Linked DNA regions of Mus musculus: region 1 is linked to region 2. The links are chromatin loops, found by intact Hi-C in ENCODE. Cell type or tissue: left cerebral cortex. All regions are shown on one strand.

The links. Peaks named below come from ENCODE experiments on the same cell type or tissue, not always from the same donor. Only the 100,000 strongest peaks of a DNase experiment are listed, where the experiment ranks them.
Region 1: it touches region 2 in a loop (5-fold over the local background); 19 of 42 quality-filtered maps call a loop at or near these places.

Annotation. Positions count from the first base shown.
Region 1 is chr1:193,379,786-193,382,285 of GRCm38, reverse strand. No RefSeq gene overlaps it. Among named protein-coding and RNA genes, the nearest start is that of Camk1g, 11 kb to the right of the region's middle. In left cerebral cortex, no CTCF peak of the experiment used is centred here; DNase peaks (open chromatin) are centred at 395 and 1,155.
Region 2 is chr1:193,329,327-193,331,826 of GRCm38, reverse strand. It overlaps Lamb3 (laminin, beta 3), which reads right to left. Exons shown (of 23, transcript NM_008484.2): 11 at 1,632-1,787; 12 at 883-1,079; 13 at 420-531. Among named protein-coding and RNA genes, the nearest start is that of Gm51741, 13 kb to the left of the region's middle. In left cerebral cortex, a CTCF peak has its summit at 1,480; a DNase peak (open chromatin) is centred at 1,447.

The DNA of each region.
Region 1 (2,500 bases), 50 kb before region 2:
ATGTCTGGGAATTATTGCCGGCTCCAGGCAGTCACTCTAGACTGTGAAGGGTCTCCAGCCAGCTTAGGAGTGGGCTTGGCATTCCTAAAGGCATAGTCCCACGGAACTGTGGCCAAATCAGCTCTTATGAACATGTCTCTAGGTAGTTAAAAGCACAAAACCACAAAACGGAGCTTTGCTTTCTTACAAGTGTGCTGTCAGGCAGACCCAAAGTGGGAATTGTGCTTCGCAAAACATACAGCAACAGCTGGCCCCGTGATGAATTCTGACACACTGCATTCTGCACACAGCTCATGGGGGAGGGGGTTTCCAGATGGAGAACAAAAAAACAGGAGGAGTGAAGACGATTCCACACCACCAGCAATAGCCCTGGCTGGAGAGGGCAGGAGCGAGTCTCCATGCTTTCCTTCCAGGGTGTAACAGACCTGCCAGCTGACTCTGTTTCCTTGCTACACCCACCCAAGTTGAGTTTTCACACCCTACAGGGTGGAGGGAAGTTAGAGCTGCCGTGGGATCTAGGAGCTCACAGAGCTGCAGCCTTCAGGAAATCTAGAGAGAGCGTGTTCTCTGTTTTCTCTCCTAGTTTTGGATGGGTTTGCTTGCAGTCTTAGGTGTCTTTGGCTTCCAGAAGAAACACCAGTGTCTCTGTCATCTGCATATGGAACCCCCTCCTGTGTGTATGTCTGTGTCCAAACATCAACCTTTCTGCAGTATGATGTCATCTGAATTCAACTCATTGCTTGTCCCATGGCCCTGCTTCTACACAAGGTCCCCTCTTACCAGCAATGTCTTCTCCAGGGTTAAGAAGACTATACCTCAGAGGACTTCACCAAGAAAGCTGGCTGGCCTGCATGTTGTTGGGATTTCTCCATAGGAAACTGATGGTTTTATCTGAGTCTAACAGTGGACACACATAGAGGTTCTTTCCCAGGCTCTGCTCAGAGCTTCCTGCAGGCCCTCCTCACCAGCCTCCTAGGAGACCTGGCATATTGGGTTCTTTGTAATATTTACCATGTGCTAGGCATCTCCTGAGAACTAAGGCAACAAGGATGAGTATGGTGCAGTCCCTGTTGTTAAGAGAATTTGACATTTAAAGCTGGAGATGGCGGCTTAGTTGGCAGAGTGATAGTTCAGAATGAACAGCATGGTGCTGTGGAGAGCTAGGTGTGGTGATACATGCTTGTAATCCCAGCACACAGGAGGTGGGGGCATGTGCCTCTTCTCGTTACTGTGATAAAACACTTTGACAAAAACAGCTTGCGATAGAAAAGCTCTATTCCAGCTCACAGTTTAAGAGTGCAATCTGCAATGGCAAGGAAGTCAAGACAGCAGGCGCCTGAAGTAGCTGGTCACGTCTCATCCACAGTCAGAAAGCACATATGCATTTCTCAGTCTGCCAGCTGCAGTGAGGTCTACAGCTTCAGCAGCAGGTACAGGTGGTCCCCTGTCTGGCCATGTGACAATTCTCCATCAAGGAGCCTAGAAGCCCCTTTAGTAGGATACCCATGACTAAACATCAGCTCATGTCCTCTTTCTTATACAGTGCAGGGAATGGTACCACTGTCTTCATCCTACATCACCCTAAGCAAGATAACTCCCCACAGGTGTGCACAGACTGTTCTCATAGATGATCCTAGATATCATCAGGTTAATAATCCAGAACTATCAAAAGGCAGAAGGATCAGAAGTTCAGGGTTATCCTCAGATACTTGGAGTGCAGCTCTGCGTTCACTCAGAAGAGATAATGATAAAGTAGTGGTCAGGGGTCTGGCTGACTGACAGGTGGGCTCGTGAACCCTCACAGCTTCAGCAGCAGGTGCAGATGGTCTCTAGCCTGGTCACATGACAATTCTCCTTCAAGGAGCCCAGAAGCCTCTTTAGTTAGGTACCTAGGTACCTAGCACTAGAGCAGATCAAGCTTCATTCTTCATGCAGGCCCTGGGTCACAGCCCCTGTGTTAGAACTCTGTCTGTACTCAGCACTGCAGGGACAATATCCCTTCCTCACCTCTGGCATATGTAGGATGATTCCTTGACAGCCCTCAGCCTGAATTCTCCAGCCAAACCACACCCCCAAGCTACAGTTCTGGCACTTGCCTGTCTCTTATTCTTTTGTTCTGTGAGATAATAAAGAATCAATTTTTATATGCTAGGCATTTAAAGACAACTAAGGTATGTACTCTGGGGGTTCACATTTTTATAAAAACAAACTTTAAAGTTTCGAGTGTGAAGAAAGTACAAAACATTTCCCAGTGCTGCAGAGAAAGATTAGCTTGTTATGGAGATGTCCAGAGTAAGGCCCGAGCCATCCTTGAAGCAGAACCAGGAGTCCTCTGGGCAGAGCCATGGCACACGTTTGCCACATTCTTGTGCCTTAGGCCAAAACAAAGCAGAAGTGTTATGCCCACTTCTCTCTATCAATCTCTCTTGAAGGCCCGCTGCCCAAACACAGGGCTGGTGCAACAGCTTGGCCGGGAGTGATTTAGGCCCTGCCATCAATG
Region 2 (2,500 bases):
CACCTCCCTCCACCTTAAGAGCAGGAAGTATGAGAGGGGCAAACTGCTTAGACCCCACAAGGCAGAGCTGAGACCAAGGCTGGTCATTAGACTCCAGTTCTATGCCACTGCTGATATATAAGCACTCCAGGGAAGCACTCCAGTCCCCAGCTCCCAAGATGCATTTTCTCCACTGCTGCTGGCCACTACTCTCAGGGAGTGGGAGCAAAGCCCCCTGCCTCTCACCTTAGAATGTGAGGAGCTACCTTAGTTAACCTGATCCAGACACAGGGAGGCCAGGCAGTCTTCAAGTATAGATACTCACAGGGCTAGCCAGGCTATCAATATTCACCTTCCAACCATATCAAGGCCCTTCAACCAAGCACCCCTTATCCCTCCCCTCTACATGCCTGCTGCATGATCATGTAATAAGCACGTACCTCGGCACCCTGTGGCCACGTGTCCATAGGTCTGGTCAGGACACTGGCGGATGGCTGCAGAACTACACGTGAGGCCGCCAAACCCTTCCCGACAAGGACACTGTCCTGTAAACTGAATAAAGAGAATGCCATGGGGAACCCTTCTGGTCTTTGCTTCTGGGGACTGTGCCCCACACCTGGTGCTCTATAGACCTGGTACTCCCCAAAACTAGGGCTCCCACTCAAAGACAAGCCCAAAGTCAAGTTATAGCAACGAGTTCCAGAAGGTATGGGAAACAAGCTCGGCCCAAGGCTGAGAACTACAGAGGGAGGGAGAGCTGGTGGCCTCCCCCAAGGGGAAAGGGGACGGATGTAGCTTGGCCTGGCTGTAGGAAGGCCAGAGAACAGTGTAAAGGAGAGATGAGAGACACTGGAGGGTAGGATCCCTCTGTGACTGAAGAGCCCCAGGGCCTGTCACTCATACCTGGTTGCACTGGGAGCTTAGGGAGTTGCGAGGGTCACAGGCACAGGGCTCGCAGCCCAGGCCGCTGGCCAGCTTCCAGTGGGAAGGGGCACACTGGTCACATTTGGGGCCCACTACATTGGGCAGACACAAGCAGCGTCCGGTTTCCTCCTCACAAGGCATATCTTTCCGGGCACCTAAGATACTGCAGTCACAGGCTGTGGGAGGGAGGAAGGGCTGGTGAGCATAGGTAGACTCCTGAAAAGAGGCTGGCCCCCCCGGGGGGGGGGATGCACCAGAGAGGGCCCAGCACTGGAAAAGCACCTGCCCTCTGACTTACTGGAGAGAGTAACCCCAGGGACCCTTCCTACCAAGCTCTGCTTGGCCCTGCCTCAGGGTACTGTGTCCCAGACTCTCACTCTGCAAACAGAATTCAAGGCTAATGCTGTACAGAGCCGGTACATCGCTCTAAAGTTGAGCTCTGCAATGAGACCAGACTGAAGTCACAGGGCTTGCTCATAAGGCCACTGCGCCTTCCCAGCCACCTGGCGGTTTGGCAGCCGGCCTGCCCACCCTGGCACTGGCTGACTCAAACCCACCTTCCAACCCAGGCCTGTGCTGCCACTTACTGGAGGACTGTGGTGAAGCACACATGCACGGAGCAGGGCTCCCTGTGAGGAGAACACTCCAGAGACAAGGCTCGGTCTGGTAGCTGCACCTCCGACAGCCCATGTCACCCCACCCCACACCTTCCTGGGACTGCTACTCACCATGGCAGCCCTTCGGGTTGGCGAAGGTGAGCCCGGTGAAGCCAGGCTTGCAAAGGTCGCAGCGCTCTCCTTGCACGTACTCTTTGCACACACACTGGCCCGTCAGTCGGTCACAGGGAGCTCCCTGGACTGCTCCATCTGGATCACACTCACAGGCTGAGTGGCAGGAACAAAGGAAAATTAGAGCTCAGGGGACATGCCAGGATAGCCTGCTCCAAGTCCCCCAGTCTCCTGACCCCAGGCAAGCACGGAACCCTTGGTGCCTGTCTCCCCGTCTGTCACGTGAGAAAAGGACATTCTTTCTGGGCAGTAAATAGTGAATGCAGGTAGGACAGTGCCTGACTCCTATCAGGGAGCATGCTTTCCCTTGCTTCTGTGGTCATCACTTCCTGAGTGACTACCATGACTACTCTCACAGACTGCCCTGCCCAATCTGCACGACATCCTCAAAAGGCGGAAGGTGCCATACAGCGAGGAAAACAGTGCTTGCCGATGTTAGCATCCTGGAGGTTGTCCTCGGGACTGGGGAAGCAGACTAGTCTGTCTCACTAGTTCTGTCCAGCTACTGAGCTTCTCCTGCCTGTGCCTGGACTCCTTCGTGCCTCACAAAACTCAAGGCTCCTTTGTCCACAAGGTTTTTCCTGATCAAACTGGCCTGAAACACTTGTTCTAACCTGTTTGTCAGCAGTTTTCAGCCTGTGCATCACAATCCCTTTGGGTTCAATGAGCCTTTTACAGGGGTCACATATCAGATGTCTTGCACGACAAATATTTGTATTACAATTCATAACAGTAGCAAAATTACAGTTATGAAGTGAAAACGAAAATAGTTCTGTGGTCGAGGGTCACCACAACATGAGGAACTGTAT